2 separate regions of the Homo sapiens genome follow, and region 2 is linked to region 1. Evidence: read pairs that join two places in POLR2A ChIA-PET (ENCODE). Cell type or tissue: MCF 10A. All regions are shown on one strand. Links, peaks and the distances in the headings refer to the core of each region. The heading gives the core; the rest is flanking DNA.

Evidence for each region. ChIA-PET counts read pairs that join two places held together with the same protein. Peaks named below come from ENCODE experiments on the same cell type or tissue, not always from the same donor. Only the 100,000 strongest peaks of a DNase experiment are listed, where the experiment ranks them.
Region 2: POLR2A ChIA-PET joins it to region 1 with 5 read pairs; 3 of 35 experiments call an interaction of 5 or more read pairs at or near these places.

Annotation. Positions count from the first base shown.
Region 1 is chr10:34,317,350-34,333,004 of GRCh38, reverse strand. It overlaps PARD3 (par-3 family cell polarity regulator), which reads left to right. Exons shown (of 25, transcript NM_001184785.2): 19 at 1,661-1,888. Among named protein-coding and RNA genes, the nearest start is that of LINC02629, 420 kb to the right of the region's middle. In MCF 10A, for the core only: no CTCF peak of the experiment used is centred there; no DNase peak of the experiment used is centred there.
Region 2 is chr10:34,226,665-34,242,319 of GRCh38, reverse strand. The region is part of intron 22 of PARD3 (par-3 family cell polarity regulator); the gene reads left to right. Among named protein-coding and RNA genes, the nearest start is that of LINC02629, 330 kb to the right of the region's middle. In MCF 10A, for the core only: no CTCF peak of the experiment used is centred there; a DNase peak (open chromatin) is centred at 6,649.

The DNA of each region.
Region 1 (15,655 bases), core at 4,112-8,111:
ACTATAAAGGTAAATATCCCTGCCCAGGAATGATCTTTTCCCATTCTTTTTTATTCCTTCATTTCTTATTATGTAGGTTTTTGGAACAAAATTCATTTTTCTTCCCATGACATGACTTTTATGAGTAATTTAGAAAATGCAGTTGTCAAAAATTGTAGTGCTGCCCAGAGAAAAAGTAAGATGGATCTCATTCAAAGAAATAAATCTCATGAACTTTTGTCATAAAATAAAGAAATATAGACAAACCTGCACTGAGAAAGCTAAATATGACATCTTTTTCTTTCCAGCACAACAATTTGTGGAATATTATTTCTTCATTAGAATCATGTGTTTGCCTTCCTGTTTGTACTACATTTTAAACATATCTATTCTTACCCAAAATAGCTTCATTTAACATCAGTGAATCTTAAAAAATTAAATTTTGTTTTGAGTCTTTCAGTGTAATTTTAATTCTATTTTATTTTCTGAGCTGTGAAAAGCCTATGTCACAACTATTTGTCTTCTGGGTAATAACATGATCAACATATGGGCTGATGACCCCATGCAGAGATAAACTATTTTGTTTCTCCTACCCTCTATTTTTTTCACCTGTCTTTTTAACTGTATATATGAAGAACCAGTTCTATAACCTGGATTGCCCAGGTGGTGGTGCAGAGCTGGTATTTCAGTCATCCGGAAGCTAAATTAGTCTACCTTTGAGTATCAGGTCAGGCAGTGATGGATGAGGCTGTCTTACCTGGTTAAAGAAATCAGTTTTGATTGCCTTCCACAACTTGGTACTATTGGTATTATCTTGGGTCCTTCTGCCCTAGATCCTCAGGAAATAGAGCCAAATTTTTAATTCCCGGAATTTGTCCCTGTCATCCTCATGAAATGTTCTGGTTAATTGCTAAGTCGTCTTTCTTCTGTCCATCACCTGTTTTTCAAACATATTGTTCCCAGGCCTAGAGATAGAAGTACTCATATCCAGTCTCTCCTTTTTTATTTCCCTCTGAGAGAGAGCCCTTATGTAATCTGTTTCCGTTCAAAGCTTGTGTTACTCTTCCTATAGAATATCCATATTTCCCAGGGTTGGGTTTCTGCCTGCTGCCAGGTTGCCCTAACTGTTTTGGTGACATGTTGGCCCCCGTGGTCTTACTCCTTATGCAGTGTTGTGGGTCTGCAGTTTAGCAAGGAAGAGACTTGACAATGCACATTGATGTGCATGTCTAGCTTCTGTTCTAAAGAATTTTAAATTGCCAAAAAAAAAAAGGTTTTAATTAAGTGCAAAGCTTATTCTTGGTTGTTGACCTTAGCCTTCTCCTCATCTTCCCTTGCTTTTCAAATGAGCTTCCAGGTTATTCTGGTTCTTTTAGATTATTCCTATTACCGGAGCAAAACGATTTGACAACAATTTCATCTGTTGAAATTTTTTTTAAAAAGTAATGACTTAGAGTTTTTCCTAATGCAAAGAGAGAAAATAGACCAAATCTAATATAAGTTTGGGAAAAATAAAAATTAGCAACTATTACTTCATTTATTCTTTGTCTTTTCCATCTGCATTCCAGAACTCATCATTGAGCAAATAATTGTTATGTACCTGAAGTTTTCGACAGTGCATATTCAGGTACATAATTTTCACTAATTCACACTAACATTTTTTTTCTTGTAAACCTCCCAGGTTCTCCCAGCAGAGATGTGGGTCCTTCCCTGGGTCTGAAGAAGTCAAGCTCGTTGGAGAGTCTGCAGACCGCAGTTGCCGAGGTGACTTTGAATGGGGATATTCCTTTCCATCGTCCACGGCCGCGGATAATCAGAGGCAGGGGATGCAATGAGAGCTTCAGAGCTGCCATCGACAAATCTTATGATAAACCCGCGGTAGATGATGATGATGAAGGCATGGAGACCTGTAAGTTTATAATGGCTGAAAGAATAATAATTAAAATTAGACTCTATTTCTTAAAGTGAGCTCCAGGGAGCCCTGGAGTTTTCTAAGATTCTTCAGGGTAATCTCTGAGATCTCTGAGGTCTAATAATCTCTTATTTCATAATAAGACGATATTATTTGCCCTTTACTCACATTCTCTTATAAGTATACACTGGGGTTTTTTGGAGGCCACATGTCCTGTGATACTGCATTAGATTGAATGCAGAAGCAGATATGAGAATCTGTCTTACAGGCCAATATTAAACTAAAAATTCTGAAAAAATATTTAACAGTGCCATTGTTCTCACTTCTTTTGGAATATATATATTTTTTGGTAAAAAATGTAATTTCTGTTAACACGAAGTTGCTTGTTTTTAAAAAGTAATATTTTAAAACTTTCCCAGTTTTAATTCAGTACATGTTGCTAGATATAATCCACATATAAAAAAGTTATTTGGAGTGCTTAATAATTTTCAGGGGTGTGAAGTCATCCTGAGATCAAAATATTTGAAAACCACTACTTTGTAGTGTCTCAAATAGGATGTCTCCATTGAGTACCTGTAATAATCTGTGATCTTAAAAACATTTTTTTTTTCTTTTTTTGCTTTCAGGAATTACTCATTCTTTCCTATAACTAAACTAGCAAGCTATATTTATGTGTGTTTATTTTGAAATTGCAAAATATTTAAAGCCAAGATTATTAAAAGTCAAAGGTTAATATGAATGTTTTCCATGGTTTATTGAATAAAAAATAATTTATAGATAGGTACAAATATATCCTTCCAGAGAGTTAAACATTTCTTATATTAAAGTAAACATTCTATTAAAAAGTAATGGAAAAACTCTACCGATATATTTACTAAGAAGCAAAAGGGCTTAGGAGTCCTAATAGTGAAAATTGTTGATTATCTTATATTGCTCATAACTACTAATTTACCTTTTAGTGTTTTAACCTCAAATGTGACTCAACCATCAAACTATTGTACGAATAGTTGGAGGGACCACAGAATAAAACTAAGGCAGAGACCAGAGATAATTTGTGTAGATTGTAAATTACTTGCAATTCAACATTTGAGTGGACCACTTCTATCACATATACCTAAGAAAGACTTTCGTGGGAAGAAGAGTTTTAAGTAATAAAGATCACATTTTGAGAATATATACATATACATATAATGTATATGTATATATACGTTAATATACATTGCTTATACGTATAATGCTTATACATATAATGCGTTTGGGAAGATGAATATTTCTGTCATAATGTAATATGCGAAGCATAACTTAGAGGATTGCTACACTTCTCTCCACCTCCACCTGATTCTCCATCTAAATCCAGGCAGTTTTGTCACTATGATCAGATTCCTCACAACTGGGCCTTTCCAGGCCCAGTTTTTCCCTTTTGGCGGCCTCTCCAGGCCCAGAACTTCCTTAGGTCAGCCTCTCCAGACCCAGTTGCAGCCTCCTGGTGTCCTCTCCAGGCCCACCTCTTCCTCCCGGCTGTGAATATATGCAGCCCATTCTTGCAGGATGAGGAGCATATTTACTATTTTTGCTGCCAAACCTGGTCTCCAAGATCCTGAGTCATATAAGCTTTCGACCCTATTGAGTTTTTTCTCTTTGTAATAATGGTTCCTTGCCATCCTAATCAATATTACTTGACAATTATAGAGCTTGCTTCTCTCTGTCTTGGGTGTATATTTAATCAAAAATTACTATGCTTTGGCCCCTTGATATATATTTTTTAAGTATCTATAATGATGCTTTTGAACTTTTTTCTTGTTCTGGTTAAAATGTTATTTAATTTTCCTTAAAAAATGCAGTTTGCTCTTATAATATTTCACTCATTTCAAATGTAACAGGAGATAGAATACATATGAATATAAGGTATATTTTTAATTCTGTAGGGATAGCCTCCAGAGTGTCCCACCAACATGGACATCTGATTTTGTCCCTATATAAACTTATTTTTTAAAAAACAAAATGAGAAATAACAGTATATTAAAGTTCATTCATGTATCTGTCCTTCAGAGAAAAAAAGTGAAATGAAACACATGGATAGGCAAATTACAATTTGCAAACCAAAGATAAAGTTCTGGACAAGACCTGGGAAATACACGTGTGGCAGGTGCCCTAAAACACGCTGCACCTACAACCACCAAATGTTGTATTTTTCAAAAGTCCTGTTTTTATTATTTTTTGCATACCAGTCTTCTGAACTTTGCATATGGCAAATGAATGGCAACTATTGTAAATTCCAAACTTTTCCAATTTTGGTTGTTGAAATCGTGTTTATAGGGTGGAATGAACACAGAAGTGGAATTCAGGTGACTTGCATCCTCCTCTACATTCTTCTAAGTAATTTGGGATTTTAGTCAAAACTTCAACTGCTTGAGCTTTAATTTCTTCATTTGTAAAACTGAAGATTTGGACTAGATAATTGACTTTCAACTGGTGTGTTGTGATCTCTGGTCAGGAGCAGTACCTCAATGGGTTTGGAGAGTGGGAAAGGCCACCAGTGTCACCTTCCCCCCACCACCACCTTCACAGTTGTTTTACTCACTTCTGTACATGGGGATCCTTTGTAAATTTTAGTTTTTAAAAAGGGTGTTTTTGAGTATTTAGGAAAAAGTTGTAAAAGTTCTGGCTTAGATGGTTTAGATGGTTTCCGAAGTCCTTCCTAGTTTAACATTCCATGATTCTATGTACCCCCTCACTGCCCTACTTCTGGCACGCTAACCCCCTCACCTTTTGCGAGGCCCATGTGGAAAACACCCCATCTATTTCCATCTTGCATTACCAAACACAAAGCTTGGCAAATCATAGAATTAAATAAATGTCTGCCAAATCGATGAGTGGGTGAGTGAGGTATCCCACACTGGACCTTGTATGCACTAGATCTTCAATACTTCAGCAAACTCTTTGTTTTTGTTTAAAAAAAAATTGTCTATCAAATGTGGTGTTACTGCTGGTGGCTGTCAGCTTACATAAAACTGAAGACGCGAAGGCACTTTCTGCCTCCAGCTTTGGAAAGAAGGCTGGCTCAGTTAGCCCTCCTTCGGCTTCCTAACCACACCATTTTCAGCGTCTGGCTTGTGGACCTGCACAGCGGAGTCTCTGGACTTGCTGTCTCTGTGGCTATGCTCCTGCATTTTTGCCCTTCTGGGCTTGTCCCTTAGCTATGTGTCCCCTGGCTGCATGTCCAACATCTTCTATTGTCTGTGCTAAGTGGGCCTCAGGGGAAGTGGGTTCTTTCTTGTCCCGATGGTCCAACTCAGTTACAGCTGCCCGTAGAAATTAAAAAGCCACATCCCCCTTGAACCTGGATCTGAAAAGAGGACCCTCGTCTAGGCAGATGGTCTTTTTGTCACATGGGACATTTCCTGAGGATGCAGTGCACCCTGGAAATGCGTGGCTAGAGACTGAGCCATTGTGGAAAAGCTAGTTATGGAGGTCAGCAGGAACAGAGAGCTCCTTGCACCGTGCTGCAGGCTCTGATTTCTATCATCATGTGGCACTTTTCCTCTTTACAAGTAAGACACATAGGCGTAGGCATGGTTGATTGCTTTTGTCAGTTGGGTCGAGCCCCTCCCCAGTGACTATATTCATGGCACTGAACAGGCTGGCCTCTTCTCAGCAGTGTGGAAATCATGGCATGGGCACAGCAATGGGGCCAAGAGACTGGGGTGGGATCCATGTGGTATCTGGTATCTGTCATCTTCTGCAGCACTTACATTCTTCCTGTGGAGATGGCAGAAGCCAGCATTTTTGTGTCTCATTTAATCCATCTGGCCTCTCCATGTTGTGTGCGTCTGTCTGGATCAAGATGGAGCTTTGTATTCTGGGACCCATTATCTCCGAGGCCCTACCTGTGTTTGACAGGTCAGGGCATTGACAATCTGCTCCCTCTTCTATGCAAATTACATGCCCAGCCTGGCTCTCAGCAAGCGACTTCTCCTCCCCATGATAAATCAGTTTCTATTGCTACCAAGAAAATGCATGCAGTAAGATTGCTTTGTTTTCTTTTAAAAAATACATTAATTCTACTTTTTCGTAATTAAAAGTTGCCAGAAATTGTAAGCCCTGCACTCAGTTTTGTAACAGCTTTTTGTTAAGGTTGAGGAAGTGAAACAGCAAAACTAAATATCTCCTATTAATTATACCTATTGATTTTAAGATATATCAAGTTCAGAATTTTAAATGTGACAAACTTTGTGCCTTGCAAACATGAAGGCATTGTCTTCAAACATGAAGTAGGTAGCTTGCATAATTTCCTATAGAGCTCTTATTAAGAGATAGGAGAAAAGCACTGCTCCAGAATACACATAATTTAGGTTTTCAGTATGAAATTTGAAGAAACTGAATTTACATTATTAAATCAACTAATATGAGAGCTTCTAGGGGAATTTTGTTATTGTTTTATTAGCTATGAAATAACATATTGCCTTTGATATCTCATTTTCTACTCTCAGTATTCTACCCACTTCTAGCCACCTTTCATCACCACCTATTTCAGCAAAAATAATGCAAACTAAGTATAATTTTATCATAAGCAAAACACAGTGGATTACAGTAAATCTATTGTGGAAGAATTTGGGATCAGATTTCAAAGTCAGAGTACTTTGTAAACTGTTTCCTATTTGGTTAATCCATTTTAGTGGATAATTGGATGTTGATCTATAAAAATACTTGTTCTGAAATGCTAAGAAGAAGAATAACCTATCACATCATTTTATGCAAATAAAATGATACATATACTTAACCTGCAGTTTAAGAAAGGGAGCTTCGATTAATTTTTAGGAGGTTTCTGATCATAGTATGGGTGTATGGTTGTGAAATAACCAAAGGTATTCTCTGCATTTCTTTTTCTAGGTAAAATGTAACTTAGCAGAAAGTGCAATGAATATTGACATCTGAAGTGTTTTGAATGATAGAATCCTCATTTCTAACTTTTTTTTTTTTTTTTTTTTAGAAAGAGTGTCACTCTGTAGCCCAGGCTGGAGTGCAGTGGCACAATCTTGGCTCATTGCAACCTCCAACTCCCAGGTCCTGGTTCACGCAATTCTCCTACCTCAGCCTCCCAAGTAACTGGAATTACAGGAATGTGCCACCATGCCCAAGTGATTTTTGTATTTTTAGTAGAGACGGGGTTTCACCATGTTGGCCAGGCTGGTCTTGAACTCCTGACCTCGTGATCTGCCCACCTTGGCCTCCCAAAGTGCTGGGATTACAGGAGTGAGCCACCGCACCAGGCCCCATTTTTTAAGAGGAAATAGTATCTATATATTTGACTAAGATTACACTTAGGAACTGAATCTTAGAATGCGTATCTTCTAATTCTCAGTCCTGTGGTTTTTCTAGAATATGAAACACACTTCCAAACAGAAAGCCCATTGCGCTAAAACTACTGCAGAGTGTGTACCTAAAGTCTGATATTTAGGCTATTAGTTCCTAAGGGCTCGGGGTTGGGGGATGATTCAACCCAGTGGATAAATGAGCACTTGATAAGGAGTGTGGTTCAGTTCCATTGTAGTGTGTAAGTTAGTGTGACACTGGGGAGGGGGTGGTGGTGTAGGGGTGCCCAGCTGATGTGGAATTAGGGAGGAGAGGAAAGTAGAGGAGGAGATTTCCAGAAGAGAGGTATTGGCCGAGTTGAGTGTTACTGCTTGAGAGTCTTCAACTGGATGCACAGAGAAATATGGAACATAGGGAATGGGGAGCCATCTCTGGGCTGCAGTAGTTCTGTTAGGTTGGTGTGTATGGGGCAGGTGAGAGCATAGTGAGGAGTGAGGTTTAAGATGTAGGTGCCTGTCATCCCAGCACTTTGGGTGGCTGAGGCAGGTGGATCACTTGAGATCAGGAGTTCGAGACCAGCCTGGCCAACATGGCGAGACCCCATCTCTACTAAAAATACAAAGATTAGCCAGGCGTGGTGCTGCATGCCTGTAATCTCAACTACTTCGGAGGCTGAGGCATGAGAATTGCTTGAACCCGGGAGGCGGAGGTTGCAGTGAGCCAAGATCACGCCACTACACTCCAGCTTGGGCGACAAAGCAAAACTCCATCTCAAAAAAAAAGATGTAGACAGCAAACCACAGACTATTTTAAATTACTTGCATTTCAAATAAAATAATATGATGGGACTCTGGGGTAGAGGGTGGCTTATTGAGATGGGATGATAAGTAGTAACGTCAGGGCAAGGAGCTAATTTCTGTGATAGTAGTACAATCATCCAGGTGAGCGATGATGCTTGGCAGTACCAGAGCAAAGGAAGAAACTGTTTACGGGCTTAGCGTCTCTCACACAAAGATGGATGATGATGATGATGTGATTTCTCTCATTAGCACTTCCAGGCTCAGAAACTTGGAATCATCATCTCACTGTGTCACCACTCCATTACCAAGCTTTCTTAATCTTTCCACATGTAATCTAATCTCACCCCTTACTTGCAGTCTAGGCCGGACCCTCGTTATTTAATATCAGAAGGTATTGCTAGTGTCTCCCAACTGGGCCTCCTGTCTCTAGATGTGCCCAGTGAGCTCTGCAGTCACCTTCTGACTCTCACAGCCCCTCAAGTGTCCGTGCTTACCCTTGCCTGTGCCATGCGGTGCACACTTCGTGAGGTGTATCTTCTTTCTTCCCCAGCCCTCTAATGTGTGTATATTATACTGTCATCTTCCTTCTCCAAGAAACTTTTCCCCCGACAATCTAGTTTTTCTTAAGCTCCAGCTGATTCTACACAGTGCATCCGAGACTTTTTAGTATAAATTATTTTTTTAACATCAGGAAATTTTTGCGGATCACTCAATATAGATTATGTTTCATGGTAGGTAAGAACATTCGCTTTTGGGAAGCAGGCATTCTGATTCCTCACACACACAAAAGCAAAGTAAAGCATTGCTAGCCATTCACTATTTTATAATCTCTAAACATTTTTATGCTGTTAATTTTTGTGTTTCACTCAAAAGAGTCTGAGCAGTGGCCTGAAATCTCTTTCTTTGACCATAAATAATAGTTTGTATGTTGTTCAAACAGACGTTGTGTACGTTAAGCTCACTCCTTGATTAAAATAAAATTCTCAGTGGCAATTCCAACTGTAGGGTTAGGAATGCTGTCATTTCGATTGTGTAGCCAGCCCTTTCGGTCAGAATTGGTTTTTAAAAAGCCTTCAGCTTCATTTTAAATTGTCCCCATGGACAGAAAACAGCATCCACTGTGGGCCGTCATTTGAATGTTAAAATCAGTTGGACACTAAAAGCGAATTTGCGAAGGTTCAGAAAATTGAGGGTGTGACCCTCATTGTGCCTGCTCTGCAACATTGTCTAGGGAAGGGAGGGATAATGGAGGTGACATTCTACCATTATCTGTGGGAGCATTTTACCTGCTTCATTTGAGGGGGATGGGTTAAAGAGAAGTTTAGAATGTCAAGTAAAAGTGAAGAAAGGTTTTTGGTAATAACTCTTTAAAAGAGTGATCCTATTGTTTTTCTTCCTTCACCCACATATATTGAAAGGTTTTTTAAAAATGAAATAGAGCTATTTTTAGAGTAGAGTGTCTGAGGAGTCATCTATTTGAACTTTCTCCCAGTTGCTGAAACCACTCTACAATACCACTAATAAATGTCACCTGATTCCTTCATAGCTTTTTTACCTCCTCACAGTCTTCATCATATCAGTTATTATTCTCACCCCATGTATTAGTCTAAAAGCTCTAAAGTCTTCCTGTTTCATGCCAGCTTTGTGTGTGTGTGGTTTCCTTTTTTTGGTTTTCAGGAAAAGCTAAGTTTTTCTGTTGCCAAGAGCTCATCATTCTAATGTTAAAAGTCAGAGTCCAGAAGAGCAGATCATGTTATTCGACACCATCTGTGTATCACTAGCTGTTCATTTCCTACATCTTTCTTTCTCTTCCAAAGTCAAAGTGTTCCACCAAAATAAGAAATAAAAACAATATTTATGTCCCCAGCGTTCTTGATTCCTATGCAGGAGTTTGCAGCGACTGAAAGTCCAGTCCTCATTTAGTTGTATTATCTTTTTACCTAACACTAACAGAAATTGGTAGTGGTCAGTGGATTTACTAAATCCAGTGAAATTTTCTATTTTGAATGTCTCATTTTAACTTAAAAGTTTTGTTTTAAGAATATAGCTTGTGAAGACTGAGTCACCCTGTGTAGAATTTTTACATTTCATCCTTTATCTTTCAATATAAATTGTAAATTGCTCAAGTATCTGTGTTCCTATTACTAAGTATTCCTAATTCTAAGGTAGTTCATAGTTAAATGGGTGCAACAAAGGGCAGTTCTTCATATTGTTGGCTGCTTATTCAGTCCTTCATTTAATTGCTCAGTGAGTATTTAATGATGCTTCTTGGGGCCTCTCCCTCAGAGGAGAGTATTGTTGAGTTTTAAATACAAAGTAATACTATGATATTTTCGTTTTGTATATCTCTATTTATACCCATTGAACAATTCATTTTAATCTAGTAGCAAATCTAAACAAATTATTTAAATCTAGTAAAATTGCCAAAGCTACCTAAAATGATATTTACTGCTAAATTATACACTTAAGACAAATAACACAATAGATATTCCACAGTTGCTCTAACACTTGCTTTATGCAGTGTACCTTTTAGGATGCTTTCAGCTATATGTAATAGAAAGTGCAACTCAGACCAACTCAAACAATAAGGAAATACATTTTCCTACATAACTTGAGTTCTAGAGTTCTTCAGAGAGATTTCTCCAAAGACCCAACATTTTTCTGCCCCTTCTGCTCTGCTATCCATGAGTCAGCTACCCACAAAATAATTCCATAATTCAGCTATCCATAGGGTAATTTTAGGGCTCAGAGGCCTTTTACTGTCTTATTGCTGTCTAACAGAAGGGAATGAGCCCTCTCCCTAAGCATGGATATGTCCATTGAGTCCAACGGGGCCATTCTTGGTCTGATAACCTTGGACTGGCAAGTCTGCAGGGGTATGGCATCCATAAACTTAATAATGAATTCACCCCTTGGAGCTAGGTTGCATTCCTGGACACAGAGTTCTATTAGGAAGAATAAAGGGAGAAATGGATTTTGGATAAGCGGCCAACAGAAATTATAGTATCAACAGTAGCATCACTTCTCAATGGGGGGGGGAAATAGACTCTAATGACCTTGAGGCTTTGAGTCAACCTTGACTGTAAAATGTTTGTAAAGTTTAGATAGAAATAGATTATTTATGGCAGTAGCTGCAGAACTTTGCACTTCAATGAAAACCCAAAGTCATTTTCTCCATCATCATTAACACGTAAATGCCCGATCTTTTCCAAACTTGTTGGTGATCCAGTCCTAACATGATACCTTTCAGAGTTGAGTGCCTTAATTTGTAACATGGACTAGAATTTTAATTGAGCTCCATTTGCATCTGTTGAAAACATGGTAATTAGGTATGTCTTAATTGCAGAATGACTCTGCCACATTAAAGAGAAATAAGCAGCTTCATGCTACACCTTCTTTAAAAAAAGAAACTTGAAAGTGCCTATCTTTATAGGTAATCACATGGAAACATAGCTGATAGTTCAGTGCATAGAGCAGGTTTAAACAGGCAGAAATGTTGTCAAAAATGGAAATTTCTATTTGTTTGGAAGGAGATAATCATCGCTCTTTGTGTAGGGTATCTGCAAAAGGAAAGCAAATAGTCTGTCAAAATGAGCAAAATTAAAGAGAAAAAAATCAAGAAATGTATATAGCACTTAAAATAGTACATTATCTAAATGTAAATTTATGATTAGTTCTTACCTTGTAATTTGCTGTATGAACACAATAGATCAAGCCATTTATTGCTGATATATTACTAGTACTTTTCTTACTTGAAAAATTGTTTATATGCATGTTCGTTTAAGGGAATAAAGATATTTTATGTACCTAATTATAAAGCTAGTATTAAATGTACAGATTTATTTTAAAACCTAAAATCTGACTAGTACATCAGTGACTTTGAATATGTATATTTTTTTCAAAAATTAAGCATGTGTAACCAATTTATTTGAGCTTTTGAAACTACAATATTTCTGCATAGGAGCAGGATAAAGATTTTTCTCTATCAAATAATTTCAGAATTTGAAGTATATATAATTCAGTACTTTAAAAGAACATCTTATGTTTGTACATATGAAGCTACATATTGCTAAATATTTTTAATTAGTTGGCATTCAAAGGGATTAGTTAAATCAGTACACCCCCAGAAGAGTTTCTGTGATAATGTATTATCTAATTTAGAATGTTCAGAACAAGCATAAAGAATCCTCCAATGTGCAAGTGTCATTTTAAACAGTCCACTGGCTTGGGGCAGGAAACAGAGGTAGGACTTTTAATTTTATAAAATGAGGTTACAAAACCTGAAGCTAATAATTGATTTCATACTACTTTATTTCACATACTTTAGAAAATAAGTTGTGTTACATACACCAGAAAATTATTTTGAATATGAAAAGAATTGGCAACAAACGTGACTTCAGCATATAGTGAGTTGTGAAGGCACTGCCATTATTCTGTTCCCAAGCCAAGAGCCGACATATGCCCCTTGAACTTCTGCCAAAACTATTAGGCAGAAAACTAACAGAATCGCTACTGATAGTTCCATTCATGATTTATGATAATGGTTGCTGTGGAAGACTAAATCATTTACATTTATTGAGCTCATTTTTCTGTTTATAGTTTCAGACATTGTAGAGGGTCGTAAAATCTATTAAATGATGCATACAGCACTAACAATAATAGCATGAAAATATACCAGAAACTAATTAGAGCTAAACCAAATATCATGAGCATTCCTACCTAGTGTTACTGTAGTCAGATTGTGGCTAGTCTTGTCAGGCTTGATGAGAGAACAGTAAGCATTTTTCTAAAGCTAGAGGAATGGTGATACCTGGCGATTAGATAAAGTTTTGGTCAGGATAAAGTCACAAGTCAGTTTTTACCAAAAGTCTTTCATTTATGCAGCCATTTATGAGCAGCTGCTGTTTGCCCCACAGTCTTCATTTGAGGAGCTTAGAGAATGGGAGGGAGACATGTATGTGATATCATATGAGAAGTGCAATAATAAAAGATTGTACAAATAAAGAGCTTTGGAAGTATAGGTGAAAGGAGGTTTCCATGCAGGAATTATACAAAATTCACTAGCTTCCATTTATCTAGTTTGAGTATACCAATAGACCTAGGTTTTTATAGCTCCAGAGAACTTCTGGGAATTGTTCTGTAATTATTTGGTCAATTATCTCACATTTGTGGCCACACCCATATCTCAAAAACCTGAAGTACTGGTTCACAAGCAGATAGAACACAGCCATGTTCAAGGGCATTAAGCAACACACTACAGCCCTGCTTGAGCTATGTTTACATTCTTTGGGGGAGCTCTCATTTGAAAAGGCTGCACATAATTAGTAAGCCCTTGGGCCAACTGCCAGGATATTCTTTCCCTGCTCTGTGTACACCACAAAAAATTATAGCCTGAACTCAGTATTATTTGTAAGATTATGGATTTTCACTATGTCCTTCTAGTTGTAACTGGCTTCTTCTAATAAACGTGCACAATTACTATTTATATCTTAATAGCGAGGAAAAGGAGCAAATTTTCTTAAAAGCCACCATGTCCTTTGGAGGAAGACAATGGCTTACAATGAGATAACTCGCAGTTCAGAGGAAGGCTAACGTTTCTGAAGTCATTTATATGCTTGGGCTGGGTGTGACTCACCCCTGTAATCCCAGCACTTTGGGAGGAGAGGCTGGTGGATCATGAGGTCAAGAGATCGAGACCATCCTGGCCAACATGGTGAATTCCTATCTCTACTAAAAATACAAAAATTAGCTGGGTGTGGTGGCGTGTGCCTGTAGTCCCAGCTACTTGGGGGGCTGAGGCAGGAGAATCACATGAACCCGGGAGGTGGAGATTGCAGTGAGCCAAGATCACACCACTGTACTCCAGCCTGGTGACAGAGTGAAACTCCGTCTCAAGAAGAAGAAAAAAAAAAAAAAAAAAAAGTCTGGGTGCAGTGGCTCACTCCTGTAATCCCAGCACTTTGGGAGGCCGAGGCGGGGAGATCACGAGGTCAGGAGCTCAAGACCAGCCTGGCCAACATAGTGAAACTCTACTACTAAAAATACAAAACTACTAAAAATACAAAAAATTAGCTGGGCGTGGTGGTGGGCGCCTGTAATCCCAGCTACTCGGGAGGCTGAGGCAGGAGAATGGCTTGAACCCAGGAGGCGGAGGTTGCAGTGAGTCGAGATCACACCACTGCACTCCAGCCTGGGCGACAGAGCGAGACTCAGCCTCAAAAAAATAAAAAAAATAAAAAAATTCTGAGCTTTGTTTTTTGCATTATGATAAATAGCTGGCTTTTTAACAAAAAAACACAACTGTGTTACTTGGGCGTAGCTATACCACCATTTGATAGTCTCTTTTCAGATTTGTGAGGGTTTAATAGCAGAAATCTAAGATATTGGGACCCTTTTAGCTGGTCTTATTATACCCACGATAATTGTGTATTGCTATTGAAAGTGCTCCTTGCTGGTAGAGAGGAAGGACTGAATTTTACTGAGGATATATTAACTTGATTTGGAGGTCAGTTCTTTGCAAAAGTTTGGGAAGAGGCCGAACCATTCTGTTTGGCTCTTTGTTATAAGAAACTCAGAAATAATGATCTATACTTTCTTTGTTGATGCTGGAAAAAGAAAAATGACTTAAGAATTCACGGAGTAATTAACCTTATGGCCCCCTATAATTCTCATTGTATTTGGAGGAGAACCTTAGGTGACCAGTCTCGAAAGAAAGATTTCTGAGAGTGGATGTTCATACGTGTCTCTCTGCTTCTTATTTAATAGAGAAATGTTTAAGCTCTTTTGGTAGGGGGAGACTTACTTCAGTTACTTGTCGTTCTTTCAACTGCAAAAAGTTTGGGGTATTGAAGTGCCCTTGGACCATGTGCTTACGAAGTGTTGGTTCAAGGAATGGAATATTGTTATCACTAAGCAGATCTTTTATCTGCAAAGTCCAGAGAAGTGCACTTATTGATTTACTCATTTTCATGGCTCCCTCTACCTCTGTTCAGCCGCCATGATGCAGATAGGCATGCAAGATTGTTTAGGATTAGAATATATAGTAGCATTTACTTCTGATGTTGGCCTTATGCAAAGAAGAGTTACAGAGGCTGTGCAGATCTGTTGTAGATATAAGCCAAAATAATCTGCTCTTCTGTGTGAGCAGGATATGTTGGGAGCCTAAGGAAAGAAGTCCTTGTGCTGACATTGAATGGTGTAGTCCAGCAAATTAATGAGGGGCCAGAGTGTATCTGCATTATTCTTACCCAAGAAGAAAGGAAGCACTTTGGGAAGGCCTGCTTATTTTCTTTCTTTTCATCTTGCAAATATAGTACACGGGACCCTTAGAGGTCTGCGCTGTATAACAAGGTCTTGCTGGCACCCCCCTAGTAGTGTACAATCTGATTCTTAGAGGGTGTTTCTGTGGGTGCATCAGCATCCCACCAGGAAGCTGCTGTTTTGCTGCTACTGACTTGGCACACGATCTTCACGTAGGAGGCATCCACATCACATGTTCCATTTTAATTCTACTCAAAGTTAAACAGCATTGCAGTCCATGTTGCTAGCAGGGCCATACTGCAGTAAAAGTGTGGGAAAGTAAAGTCCTTGAATGTATTTTAGCTTTATTATTTTTGTTGCGTTGGTTCACTGTGTCCCTATTTTTTTTTCT
Region 2 (15,655 bases), core at 5,145-9,144, 92 kb after region 1:
AAGGTCACCTGATTATCAGTAGCCTTTTAATAAATTTATAAACAGGCATGATCATACCAATTAAAAAAGGAAGACAGACTGATCAAGTAAATTATATATATGAAAGCATGCATAAAAACATAAAGCTGTACCAGTGTGTTATGTTCCGCTATGATTATAATGACCCCTGTATACTGACCTCTCCCATGAGCTCCAGGAGTGAATTCAAATGCGAAGATGTATATGATAGCAACTTTGGAAAGTAGAGTATACTTGACCATGCCAGCTGGTTATCATAAGTATACCTGGATTTAGGTATTTCTGTTTAAATGATACCTAGTTAAGGGTCTTACTTGGACTTAAAATGAGAAGAGATTTTTTTTTTAAAAGAGACTCAATATGCACAATACAGATAGTTATAACCATGTTGACTTGAGAGTTAAACAGATACAGCTGTTTGTGAGTAAGCCAGACAAATGTGATTTGAGTGTTGAAGTACTGATGACGCCTATTTAGAACCTGGTAAGAATGCTGTGGTCTGGGACTTCTGGGTCCATTTCTTCTGGCGTTGGTGTTGAGACCTCGCTCCCTCCTGAATTCCATGTCCTCCCTATTACTCCCACAGGCTCAAGTGGTGGTAGTACCCTGGAGTGCATCTGTGGCCACTGTGCAGTTCGTTTCAGGTTCTTGTGAAACATCTTGATGGCCCTTCATTGCAGCTGTGATTAAGACGTGTTGCCCTGCTCTGTATTGAGAGCTCAGTCTGTTTCCTTCTTCTTTTGCCTACTACAGTGCTGCTTTCCATTCCTCTGTTCTGTGTTTTTCCTTTTTTCTCTTTTTATGGACCTGTCTTTGCTTTTTCACTTCTGTGAACACTAGACACCCTGTGCCCTCCCGCTGCTGAGGCCCGCCAGGACCACCGGGTCTCCCACCACCCTCCCCTCCACCGGTGCTCCCCAGTGTTCACTGTCCAGCCACGCTGGCCTCCTTGCACTCCTTGACTAGGCCAAATGTAGAGTCCTAGGCTGCTAGTGCCCCTGCCCTTGCCATTTCATCTGCTGGGTGTCCTGCTCTGGATCTTGAAATGACTGGCATCTTCCTGTTATCCAGGCTCAGCTCAGAGTTTCCTCTTTAGCATGGTCTACCTGATGTCCTGTCTAAAGCACAAGCCAAGCCCCACCACAGACACGTCCTCTCAAGCGCATGGTCCCTCTTGAATGCTTTTTATACATAGATCCATATCTCACATTGCCCTGTTCATCCCTGTGTTTTTCTATTTCTGATTCTGCCCTCTTAAGTGTAACTCTAGGAGAGCAGAGACCCCATCTGTCCTGTAAAGCTGTGTGTCTGCAAGCCCCGAAACAGCGGCTGGCAGACGGTGGCTGCTCAGTTGACACTGGTTTCATGGATGTGTGTGTGCAGGGTGTGGGCTCCTCACCCCTGAGCGTCTCTTTGTTTGGTGGTGCACGCTCAGGCAGTTTCTGTCTGTGTTGTCTGCTCGAGGTCCTTCTCTCTATAGTTTTGAGCTCTGCTTGGTGGGAGGGACTGTTTACCTCTCCTCAGAAAATCTTGCTCTGGAGACAGGAAGGGGGAGGTTGGGGAAAAGGAGGCTGACTCCTGGGTGTGCCACCAAGAAGACATCTCCACCAGGAAGCAAAACAAGCCCTCTCTTTATGGTGCTTCCTGTTTCTTATTTTTAAAGCAACTTCTTTTCACCAAATCCAAAAATCCCACCTTACCTCAAGGCAGCTATAATTAAAAGCCTGTCTGTCAAAGATTTTGCTATTCAGAATTTCACATGCCTTCTGAAAAACTAAAACTCCTGAAAATTGTTATCATTGAATACAAAAATAGAATGATCCCTTTGACTAAAGCTTAAAATTATCTGAATATGAAAGTGATACTTTTTTGTATAAAACTTACAAAACATAGGAAAGGGAAAAGATCATCCAGCCCCCAAAACAATAATTTTTAATATTTTAGAGTATATGCTTAGACACATACAGTTATTTGCACATCTGTACTTACTCAGAACTGAAAATAAAATCATACTCTACATAACTCTTTAGTAATGTGCCCTCTTACCTAATAAGTCACGAACATCTTTCCAGACCACGCTGTATTCTCTTACGAGAACATTTTTTAAGTGGCTGCATGATCTTTCATTTTATGGATTTATCTCGATCAAGTTGCTTAACCTCTAAGCCTCGGTTTCTTGGTCTGTAAAAGGGAATCATAATTGTGCCTTAAACAACCTAAAGGAATTAGACGGGGGTCATACGCTAAATCACTGAGAATGTTCCTGTCACATAGGATTGCTCAGTGATTGTTAGCTGCTGCTTCTGTTTATCCAATTTCCTACTATCTTGTAACAACTTAAAATGAACTATGACAGATGTCCATGATCTATCCTATTTCCTGCCAATAAAATATTTTTAAACTCTAAAAATACTCATATTTTTTCATTTTCAGATAATATTATCAAAAGATGGTAGGGTATTTCTACTTAAGGCAAACACCAATTTTTTTTTTTTTTTTGAGATGGAGTGTCACTCCATTGCCCAGGCTAGAATGCAATGGCGCGTTATTGGCTCACTGCAAACTCCACCTCCTAGGTTCAAGTGATTCTCTTGTCGCAGTCTCCTGAGTAGCTGGGATCACAGGCACACGTCACCATGCCCGGCTACTTTTTTGTATTTTTAGCAGAGATGAAGTTTTACCAGGTTGGTCAGGCTGGTCTCAAACTCCTGACCTCAAGTGATCCACCCGCCTCGGCCTCCCAAAGTGCTGAGATTACAGGCATGAGCCACCATACCAGGCCCACAAACACCAATTTTTAAAAACTTTGGTTTTAGCAGAAAGATCTTAGGGGAACCAGGATTCCATCTGAAAGTAGACTTCAGCCCACTTCTCTCAGTCTGTGTCTGCCTCTGCCTTGACACTTCTTCCCCTGAGCCCTCTGCTCAAGGCGGAGGCTCCGCTTTTGGTACTGATGTCCACCAGGCTGTTTCAGAAAGAAGCCAGTGAGCACCCTTCCATCGGCCACCGTGCCTAGAGCTGTTCTCCACATTCTCTTTTTGCTTATCCTCTCAGCACTCAGTGGGCTGCCAGCCTCAGGATGGTGTTAGATTAAAGAAATGGCCTATCAGAGCTTAGTAATTCACCAGTTCTCTTTAAGAATTCACATGACCTTAAATAAAATGTTCGATTTAACTTAAAACAAATCATGTCAAGCATGTAAGCAAACAAATTCCGAAATGGTGAACTGTTTCTCTTATTTTAGATTATTTTCTTAAAATACCCATCTGTATTTGTAATGAAGGTCTATTCTCCTTTTAAAATATGTCAGTGCTCTTAAACTGGTGGCATGAGGAAGAAAAAAAAGTTTAAAATAAAATATGTCAGTGTTAAATTTCTATTCTGAAGTTATGTATATTTAAAACCATGTATATTCATGGCTGTACAGTGCAGTTATTAAGAGCTGGAAAAAATGCTGCTTATTTTTAATCAGGTTGACACAGTGGATTTATTAGGATTTTCCTCCATTTTATGAGTTACTCAGAATCTTTCTTATAGGAGGTGGAGTGAGTTAGAAGAGAGACGTATTCCTTCAGGTTAGAGTCATCTTCCAAGTGAGTGTCTATTCCCGTCACCACTGTTTCTCTGAGATTTTAAAGTGTTCAGCACTGCATGGTTTTTTAAAAAGCATTTCCTGTGATTTTCAAAATATTTTCTTAGGCTTTTTTTTTAAGGGCATGTATTTCTCTTTCTTAGTCAAAACCGATTGTTGGCTACCAGCTTCTTTGTCTGGGACCCCTATGTGTGGGAGATGTTTGGGACTAAGGGAGTTTGTTAGCCCTACTGACATTTGTATTGTTTAAGTGGAACTAGCTATTGAAAAATGCTAACACAAAACCTCAGCTATTCTTTTATTAATGTATTAAAAATTCTGACCAAATTAAAACAACCAGGAGAGCCTTGTTGAGCCTGAATCTGTTAGGCTATGAAATGCACCCTGGGTTTTGAGGAAGAAGTGAGCACATTTATAGCCTTAATTACTCATTTGGGATACTACAGTCTGTTGCCAAAGCCAGTTATCATCAGCTTTGATTAGAAATCAGGAAAGACAGCTGCTGAAATGCAGAGTGAAAAGAATTGTATTGGATTAGAGTGGCGTTCTTTTGAATCTGAAAGAGAAGGAAAGCATCTTTGGGAAACATCTGAATATGCATTTATTTTAATAATTCAATGGCTAGAGGTGGAGTACAGTACATTGTAAGTTGGAGTGGTTTTCATTATTAAATTAAGTGCCTTTGTTTAGTTCATCTAGATTTTCCTATTGGCTGCTGCTTTTTTCTCTTTTTGCTCCATTTTGATGCAATGTTATATTCCTATTTGTGGGTTGAAATATGTCAGTATTCATAAACTAAATTCATGGACCACCCTTCCCATCATTTGGCCTGATGAAACACCATTTACCAGTGTGAAGCCAAGCCAGGAGACGCATATAAAATACTGCATCCAAATGCTAAGTTTAAAAAGACAACATGCTTAATTCCCAATCCTACGTACATGGAGAAGTACTACTTTGAGCTTTATTATTTTAACAATGTAATGTGGGGTTATAATATATATCAGAATAATGTCCTAATCAAATGTCCCTGAGTAAATCAAAATTTCAGAGTTATATTCACTTGTATATGTTCATAGTTTATGTAATCAAAAGATGTGTCAGGAAGATTTACTTCCTGCCTTTTGAAAGCTGTTTGAGATATTGTATGGAAATTTACATATGAGTATTTCCCCCATCCTTAATTAAACTTGTTAAACAGCAGCATTTCTCCTATTTCTACAAAAAACTATCATGGTTGTTAAAAAATATATATACAGTGCGTATAGAAGTACACCTAACCCTTAACTAAATAAATAAGAATAGTTGTGTTTATATTCATATTTGCAGGAGAGTAAACATTTATGCAAATACACTGAAGAAAATTATCAAACACTTTGTCTCCATGTGCTCTAGCTTCAAAGTTAAAGCTGAGAATTTTCACCCAGTTATTTAACTCTAGGCAGTGTAGTGCTTAAACAAAACAAAGATAACATTCTGTACCTACACAATGGATCAAAACAGCTTCCTTCATCCTCACTTTGGACCATCTGTTTAAAAGAAACTAAAAACCCTCAGGAAGCAAGCCTCTCATCTGTGGTTAAGAGTTTACAGACACATGCTCATTCTCACAACCCAGCAATGTGTATCGAGGGCTGTAATAGGTTTTGTATTAGCTGTAAAAGGCTAGTTGTCTTGACCTCAGCATCTGTCCGTTACAGCTTCTCTGTTATTCGGATAAATTTAAACACTCTTTTTGTAGAGGATCTAATTTTATGGTATTTTAACGTCAACTTTGATAAATATTGGGAATAATATTTTCCAAGAGCTAAATTATTCTTAGTTTCCCCATCCTTTTAAGAACCCTAATTCTCACTCTCCCCCTGCACTCCCTTGATGAAAAGAGTTGCAGTCATCCAGACTTATTGGAGAATAGACTTGATTGGTGCTAAGAGAATTGTGAAGGTCTTTAGCCCCACATTATTTCTTATTGAATCCCACTAAAACTTTTGAAAATTTCACATTGGTTTAAGAGATTTGGACATCTGTTAACGTTTTCCGTCTTGAGTACTAGCATGGGTCTAGGTCTGTTCCTTCCTGTAAACTAGTTGTTGCAAGGCGGTCAGGGTTGCAAGACAATTTTTCCATAATACCAAACAGGAAAAACAACAGTAGCGCAACAAAAGGTTTCTACCTTGCTAAAAGGAAAAGAATATTTTTATAATTAAAGCTTTTAGTTATTTGTCATATACTCATTATCGGAAAATGTTGTTATCTTTAGTCCTGTATTGACACAAATGTGTTACGTGTTCTTTATTATAGTTGTGGAAAACTTTAGTAAAGGTGGTATTAAAGTAGTCCCGGTCAGGCAGCCCTGGAAACTGAAATAAATGGAATAAGAGTGGGAAATAAAAAAATAAGCTTCAATATCTGTGTTTAGCCCAGTAAATGGTGTCTATTACTACAGATGCAGTTTTCTTTTATGGATATCACTGGACAGACAGTAGGCTGTGTAGATTGTGAAATTTAGTCATCATCTCTCCAGTAAGTGCTCTCTCTCCCCATTTCCTTAGATCATAAGCTGTAGGTTACCCATATTATAGCCGTCACATACCCCAAAACTAGCCTTGTACTTCAATAGATGGTTGGATTAGGTATAATCTCCAAGGTCTTTTTAAACTCTGATTCCAACATTTGGCATTCACCAGCTATAGAGAAGATGACATTGTCCTAGTGACACCCTTTTAGTTGTGCAGAGTTTTCTCGGTATCTCTGTTAATTCAAATACTTTTAAAAGTGTTTGAATATACTTATATGGTTGGATATTTTTAGAGAGAAATACCATGTTTGGAAACATTTCAGCTGGAAAATGCATTGAACTGGATATTGTCAGACATTTTCTGAGAACAAATCAAAATCGTTTAGTACAATGTAAAATATAAAAGACATGCAAAAGCCAGAGCAATTATTGCAACCTTCCTTCTTCATACATATGCATACCTGACTCACATTCAGACCAGTAAGACCACAAGTGGATATCATTAGTCAGAACTCGGCAAGATCCAATTTCATGCCAGTCACATTCACACACACACATTTGTTTGTTTATGTCAGTCATTAGAACTCAGTAACTAAACGTCAGTGGTAGTTAATGTGGCGTTTTATAAACACATAGATGAATTGGGGAAAAAAAGCAAATTATCCACAAATAGCCACCAATTGCAAATAATGCCATATCCATCACAAAAATATCTATGAGTAGGAGAGAACACGACAAGGGCAAACAATTTGAATGAGGTTATACAAAAAGTCAATGTGGTCGACTCTGGAAGCATGCCTAGAATCTTACCAACCTATGAGCTGATTCTCACCCAAGTCATTGTCATGTTTAGCAGCAGAATTGGGCTGACTGCAAATCTCTCCGATGCTTCAGCCCTGACATTAGCTTTTATAGTTCCAGGAAGATTTGTTGGGAATTTCAACCTAGTAATTTAAGAAGCTTTTATAGTTCTATAACATAATAATTTTACCTTTAAAAAATGAATGAAGAAAATATGGCAAAACTTAATAAATTCACATTAAGCAGGAGAAAGACCTAACTAAATTAGTAATCTGAATTGTAGAATATTTTTAAAAAATTAATAGTAACTTAATTACTGTCAGATTCATGGAGTTCCTTGGAGAAATTGCTTTGGCAAATAGATAAGGAAAATTTACAAATAGCACAAAACTTGGTAAATAAAGCAATTTCTAAAGAATCCGCCATGGACTAGTATTTTTAAGTTATTTTCTCCATAAAGTGCATGTATGTTATCAATTTGCCTTGCAAAATCATTTTTATAAGAAAGAGAGCTATTTCTGTTTTTACCAATTATTTGTGGTATTTGAAAGTCATTCATTTACAAAAACATAAGAATGATATCCATTTACTCATTCATTCATTCATTGAGCAAATATATATTGGAGGTCACTGTGCTGGGTACATAGTGGTGAGTTCAATAAAGTCCTTGCCTTTTCTAGCATGGGGGATGGGAGTTAACTAAAAAATAAAATAAATGAATAAATATTTTGTAATACATTATGATAAGAGCATAATCAAGGTGCTGAATAATTTCTTTGGGAAGATGACATTTGGCTGAGTACTGAAGGATGCAAAGAAGTCATTCATGCAGAGAAGGGAGGAAAGAGCCACCCAGGCAGAAGGGAGCTATGTGGACAAAGCAAAAGGCTGGGAGATGTTTAGCATGGGCCAGAAACTAGAAGGTAGTCAGTGTGGCTACAGTGTGTTGAGTGGTATGGGAAGAAATCAGAGAGGTATGTGGCAGATGAACCTACCGAGGCAAAGCTAAAATATGAAATTTTATTCCGGATGTCATAGGGAGCCATATAGTGTTCTTTAGATTGTGAGCATAGTCTGATTCATAATTTTGAAACATCCCAATGGCTTTTTATGAGGGAAACTGATTACAAAGTAGTTGTATCAGCCAAAGTAGTTATATCAGTAGTTATATCACAAATTGATTACAAAGTAGTTATGTATCAGTAGTTATATCAGAAATTGATTACAAAGTAGTTACGTATCAGTAGTTATATCAGAAATTGATTACAAAGTAGTTACATCAGCCAAAGTAGTTTTATCAGTAGTTGTATCAGAAATTGATTACAAAGTAGTTCTATATCAGTAGTTATATCAGAAATTGCACTAGGTACTTCAAACAGATGAGATTTAGTATAGGGGCTTGGTTACACAGGTGTTGGAAGTAGAAGAAAAAGGCAACACAGGGTAACTGGAGATAATAACTGCAGAAGGCAGCTCCCACATCACAGTGCAGAGTGTAAAGGGCCACCTTGGAGCTCAGAGACAGACAGTAGGTGAATATCCAGCACAGTGGGCAGCCTTGAGGCAGGGAAGCCTGTGTGAGGGAGCTGCTGCTGCTCCTGGGACAGAATCATGGAGGCTTGCACTAGGAGGTGGGATGGGATAGAAATAAATAGACGAGAGAGCGATTTTAAACCTAGAGCCTATAGGACCTGATGCTTATTGGGTAGGAAATAAAAAATGACTGGCAAGATTCTGACTTGAACAACTAAATATCTGGGGCACTGCTTTTTGAGATGCAGAAAGCAAGAGAAACAGGCTTAGAGCATTGTAAGTGTTGAGTTTAGAACATGCTGAGTTTGAGATGTCAAGCAAATGGTTAGATATGTGAATATGGTGGACAGAGAAGACATGTAGACTGGAGTTATGGATGTGGAAATCAACATGCAGATGGTATTTAAAACCATGGAAATGGACGATATCATCGAGGGAGAGAATGGAAGAGAGAGAAGGGCTAGTTCTGAGCCCTTGGGAATCTCCTGTGTTGAGAGATCAGTACAGAAGCGACAAGGAGCAAAGGAAACTGAGATGGGGTAGCAGGAATAATAGAAATCAAGAGAATGCAGTCCTATAGAAACCAAGACAGGAAGGAGGCAGCAGTCCACTGTTTCTAGCGGACCTAAGAGATGCTTAAGATGTAACAGAATGATGTCCATGGATTTAGCTACATGAGGATATCTGGCTACACGCCTGATGGGGTAGTAGGCTGAAGAGTTTACGGGAGGCAAGGGCACTCCATTCTGACACAGAGAGTCCAAGGGAATGTAAAGGCCAAATTGTTTCCTCAGTTCAGGGCCTACTTGGAGCTAGGCAAAAAAAAAAAAAAAAAAAAAATTAACATTTGAGGATGGGCCGGGCACGGTGGCTCAGGCCTGTAATCCCAGAGCTTTGGGAGGCTGAGACTGGAGGATTGCTGGAGGCCCAGGAGTTTGAGACCAGCCTTGGCAACATAGCGAGATCTCGTCACTACAAAAAATTAAAAAATTAGCCACACGTGATGGCATGTGCCTGTAGTCCTAGCTACTTGTGGGGCTGAGATGGGAGAATTGCATGAGCCTAGCAGTTCAAAGTTACAGTGAGCTATGATCACACCATTGCACTCCCGCTTGGGCAATACAGCAAGACTTTGTCTCTAAAAGAAAAAAGGAAAACATTTGACTATACCTGCCAGGAGGCAACAATCCTACCTACCCTTCCCAGTTACTTTCTCTATATTGTAATTTGGGGACCAAGTTCTTGTTTGTATTGCACAATATTCCTTTATGATTTTCGTGTTGAACTTTCTTCCAACATACTGTTCTATAAAAGAGGAACATTTCATTCACGTGTATAAAAGTCATCTTGTTTGAAAAATCTCAGAAGATAAGTTGTTGGGATTTTAAGTCCTGATTAAAGGTTTGCCTCTCGTGAGGTCTAAAGAGAAGCCCACATGGCCGTGTTTTACCAGGTTTCCTAAACTGTTTAGGTGTGTGCTGTGACGCTGCAGAGCAGAGATGTTACTGTGACCTTTTCAAGCTCCCCTTTCTGTCTGTCATATCCAGGTCCAGTCATCTTTACCAAATAGATAGGGTCATAAAATTGCAATTGACTGGAGTCCTTGGAAGAAACATTTTGTGAGTTTTATCAGTCCCCCAAATATCTCATATCTGGACTAATAGTATAATTTAGATATTGCTATTGAATACCTATAAGACGTGGTATCTGGTAATATTATCTCAGCAGCATTAACCTCTGACTCTGCTCTCAAACCAGGATTGGGAAAGTGAAGTATTTGCTTAATGATTGATTAATATTTGGACCTTTATTCGAGTTCTGTGAAGCGCCTAACATAGCGCTGAGTGTTTCGGCCTATTATCTCTTGGTATGTAAGTTATCTCTTAGTTTGCTTTGCTGCTATAATTAAGGAGATAAGAACAGAAAGCCTATTTCTTGGTCAAAGTGCTATTTTTATAGGAGGACAAAACATGTATTGTTTTACTTTACTATCAACAGGCCACACTGCTGATCACTAAGGTTGTGTTTAATAAGTATGTTCTCTTGGGCCAGAATGTCAAATATATCCCTAATGAGTTCAGTGACATCACTGAGCGTGCTTATGTTCCTTGCCAATAGTCGGCATTGTTGGAGCAGATGACATTAGCTGTCATCTGAGCACAGATGCGAAGGTCAGGGCGTTAACAAGCAAGAGAGCTTCAAGAGAGAAAAAAAAAAGATGAAGATTTAAAGCAAATCTGTCCATGTCAGAGAACAATGAGTGGCTGTTTAGGGGGAGTGGTAGAGACATTCAAGAGAAGACATTTGCCTCATACAAGTTTTCTGCACATCTCTGCCCTGTGGAAATTGCGTCAGTTAGAGATGGACCTGAAAGATGATCATCTGTAAGCCACAGCTGCCACTTTGAATGTCGAGGTTTGGAATATGCCATAGACAGCCCTGACATTCTAAAATTGATTGAAATTTTGTGACCTTCAGAGGTAACTAATATATTTCCAGTAGTGTGACTTCTGGAAGTAATATAGTTCAGGAACCAAAAGTTGATTCTTTGTAGTTAATGAACAAGTTCTTTTTTTTTTTTTTTTTTTTTTGCCTAAGATTATATTAATAACACTAGTGTATGTCAAAAGGAAAAAATATCTCATGTATATATTTTTTCCTGTAAGAATAGAGTATATAAAGCTATTTTAATAAATTTTGTTGAACATGTATATATATGTGGATGTCTAAAACAAATATGACAAACTGAGAAATTTTTGTGGCTAGGATGAACCTCCGCTTTTGGATACAACTGGAGTAACCTGAGTTTCAGTTGGGGTTTTCTTTTTTAAGATACAGGGTCTCGCTCTGTCACCCAGGCTGGAATGCTAGTGGTGCGATTATAGCTCACTGCAGCCTTGAACTCCTGAACTCAAGAGATCTTCCCACCTCAGTCTTCCAAGTAGCTGGGACTGTATCCTCACCCCAATGCCCAGCTATGTTTAAATTTTTTGATAAAGATGAGGTCTCATTGTGTTGCCCAGGCTGCTCTCAAACTCCTGGCCTCAAGTGATCCTCCCGCCCTAGCCTCCCAAAGCACTGGGATTATGGGCGTGAGCCACCACACCAATCCCAGCCCCTAGTTTGTTTTTTTAAGTTGCCAGTTGTACAATTTCCTCTCTGCTCTCCAAACTTGTTATTTTAGAATAGAGAGAAAAAGAGTTTCTAGCTTTCCTGGTGGTTGGTTTGCATTGAGAAGGAAAAGGCCAAAATATGACAAGACATCCTCAGTATTCAGTTGACTAAAGGAAAAATAATTTGGAGGAGGTAGAGCCAGTCCAGACCTATAGTCAGGTGACTAGTGGGAGTCGCTAGGTATGGAAAACTTTCAGTCTATTTCTTCTCTAGATATTGGCCGTATTGAGATGTCTTTGTACATTGCTTTTTGGCAAATATAGACAAAATACTTAACTTTACCAGTGTGAGTTTAGAACGGAATCTGCCTTCATGCAGAGGTCTGGAGTAGAGGTAGAAGGGGATGATGGAAGAGGCACAAAGTTCTTCCAGGTAGTACCTGCTGCTGCTGGGTGGACCAGGCCCTGGTGTGTTTCTCCCTGCTCAGGAAATCCACATGTTGAGGCTTTCCTGATTTCTGTGGCTGGGTAGGTTTATGTTCTATGGTATGTATTTATTTATTGGTTACAGTCTTTGATTTGTGGTTGCTCAATGTATTAAATAGAAACAGAAGGCCACATTGTTTCCTCAGCTCAGGGCCTCCCCAGAGCTGGGCAAGGAAAGGTTATTCATATTTGACACTAATGTATTTGCCTTTTCTGTCGCACCTCATTGCTGCCCAAGTGTATAAATGTGAACTAACGCTTCAGTATTTTTAAACTGTCCAAATGCAAATAGGAATTCGTTTGAGAGCCACATGACAAAAGCTAGATGAATAGTTCTCACTTAAGACTTTTATGTAAGAAAAGGTACTAAAATGCACAAATTGGATGAATAAAATGAAAGACATGTTTCTTTGTTGCATCAGCACTTCACTCATTCTCTCCTTTGGTTATTTGTTTGCTTGTTCATTCATTGCCCAGTAACAAAAACAACAAAAATTGATTAGGTGTACTGAAAACATAAGAAATATGAGGCAGAACAGAGTTTGTGACCTGGAGTTTTTGAGCAGGTTGAACACACACACACACACACACACACACGCACCCTCAACTAGAGAAGAATTATGATGGGACGTATGAACAAGAGCAAAATGATAGTATTAAAGAGGCATATTTAGGCATAACAGTTGTGGAATGTATTTAAAAAGAAGAGTTGGGGCCAGATGTGGCTCACACCTGTAATCCTAGCGCTTTGGGAGGTCAGGGTAGGAGAATCACTCAATGTCAGAAGTTCAGAGACCAGCCTGGGTCACATAGCAAGACCCTATCACTAGAATAAAATTCTACACTACAATAAAAATTCTAAAATTCTAAAATTAGCTGCGCATAGTGGTACACACCTGTAGTCCCAGCTTACTCAGGAGGCCAAGGTGGGAGAATTGCTTGAGCCCAGGAGTTCAAGGCTGCAGTGAGCTGTGATCATGCCACTGTACTCCAGCCTGGGTGACAGAGCAAGGTTCTGTCTCTAAATAAAATAAGGAGGAGGAAAATTTTTTAAGCTGTATTTGGAGGAGAGGCATCTCATGCAGAAGCAGTCATATAGCTGATGCTGAGAAGCTGGGCTTGGTGATCCCATTGGCTAGGCGTGTGGCTGTTGTGAGGACTGAGTCAAAGGGACAGGGGACCCAGTTGCTGGAGGTTTGGAGGCTGAAGGAAATGATAAGGAAACACTGTTATGATGTCCTCATCAGCCCTCTACTCAGGAGAAACAGAGATCAGGGCCATGGAGTAACTTGGATATAAAGAGGAAAGAAGTGTGATCTCAGACGAGGTGTGGTGACTACAGGAATAAAAAGCAAAAAAGAGAGAAGCTTCAATATAATCCCAGAGTTACCTGCCTCAGAAACACACGTGCGTAATAAAGGGACAGATGAAGAGAGTTTCACATGGTGGAGGGGATGTCTCAGCTTGCATTTGGGAGCACAGGGTCTGTTTTTTCATTTAAGTAATTTTGTTGAACACGATTCAGCTCCTGTGCTGCTTAAAATCCCATATCTTCCTCTGCCATTTTCATCCTAACCAATACTTTATACCAGCTTTATTGAAGTATAATGTTCATATCATATAATTCACCCGTTTAAAGTGTACAAGTCTATAATTTTTAGTAAATTCATAGAGTTGTGCAACTGTCACCACAATCTAGTCTTTTAACATTTCTATCCACAAAAATCCCAGCAGTGTTCTCACCCCAGCTTATCTGCTTCTGTGGATTTGCTTCTTCTAGACATTTCATATAAATGGAACCGTTAATATGTATAATTTTTTGCATGTAGATTCTTTTTTATTTTTCTTCCAGCTTTTATGTTTTGGTTCGGGGGTACACGTGGAAGTTTGTTACATGGGCAAATTGCATGTCATGGGGGCTTGGTGTACACATTACTTTGGCATCCGGGTAGTGAGCATAGTAGTGGTTACGTGGTTTTTCAGTCCTTACCCTCCTCCCTCCAGTAAGCCCCGGTGTCTATTGTTCCCTCTTTGTGTCCATGTGTACTCAATGTTTAGCTCCCACTTATAATTGAGAACGTACAGTATTTGATTTTCTGTTCCCACATTCATTTCCTTAGGATAATGGCAGCTCCATCTGTGTTGCTGTAAAGGACAGGATCTCATTCCTTTTTATGGCTGCCTAGTATTGCATGGTGTATATGTGCCACATTTTCTTTATTCAGTCCACCATTGGTGGGCAACTAGGCTGGTTCCATTATCTTTGCTATTGTAAATAGTGCTATGATAAACATAGGCGTGCATGTGTCTTTATGGTAGAATGATTTATATTCCTTTGGGTATATAAATTTTATATATACATATATATTCCCAGTATATATATATATATATATATATATATAAAAAATAATTCCCATTACTGGGAATATATATATATATTCCCAGTAATGGGATTGCTGAGTTGAATGGTAGCTCTAAGTTCTTTGAGAAATCTCCAAACTGCTTTCCACCAGTGGCTGAAATAATTTACATTCCTTCCAGCAGTTTGTAAGCATTCCCTTTTCTCCACAACCTCACCAACATCTGTTATTTTTTTATTATGTATGTATTTATTTATTTAGAGACAGAGTTTCGCTCTTGTTGCCCAGGCTGGCGTGCAATGGCGCAATCTCGGCTCACTGCAACCTCTGCCTCCCGGGTTCAAGCGCTTCTCTTGCCTCAGCCTCCTGAGTAGCTGGGATTACAGGCATGTACCACCATGTCCAGCTTATTTTTTTGTATTTTTAGTAGAGATGGGGTTTCCCCATGTTGATCAGGCTGGTGTCGAACTCCTGACCTCAGGTGATCCACCTACCTCGGCCTCCCAAAGTGCTGGGATTACAGGCGTGAGCCACAGCGCCCAGCCTTGACTTTTTAATAATAGTCATTCTGACTGGTGTGGAGATCATTCTGGTTTTGATTTATATTTCTCTAATGATTAGTGATGTTGATTGAGCATTTTTTCATATACTTGTTGGCCACATGTATGTTTTCTTTTGGGAAGTGTCTGTTCATGTCCTTTGCCCATTTCTTAATGGAGCTGTTTGTTTTTGCATGTTGATTTAAGTTTCTTATAGATTCCAGATATTAGACCTTTGTCAGATGCATAGTTTGCAAGTATTTTTTCCCATTCTGTAGGTTGTGTGTTTACTCTGTTGATAGTTTCTTTTGTTGCGCGGAAGCTGTTTAATTAGGTCCCATTTATCAATTTTTGTTTGTGTTCCAATTGCTTTTGAGTCTTCTTCGTGAAATCTTTGCCATGCATGTGGATTCTTTAACTTAGCATTCATCTGTTCATTTAACTTAGCATTCATGCTGTTGTATATATCAATAGTTCCTTCCTTTATTTTGCTTCATAGTATCCCATTATAAGATATACTACTTTTTTTAATTCATTCAACAGTAGATGAATATTTGGGCTTTTCAGTTTGGGGCTATGATGAATCATGCTGTTATGAACTTGTGCATACAAGTTTTTCTGTGGACACGTTTTATTTCCCAGGGGTGAGATTGCAGAGTTATTTGCTAAGTTTATGTTTAACTTTTTAATAAATT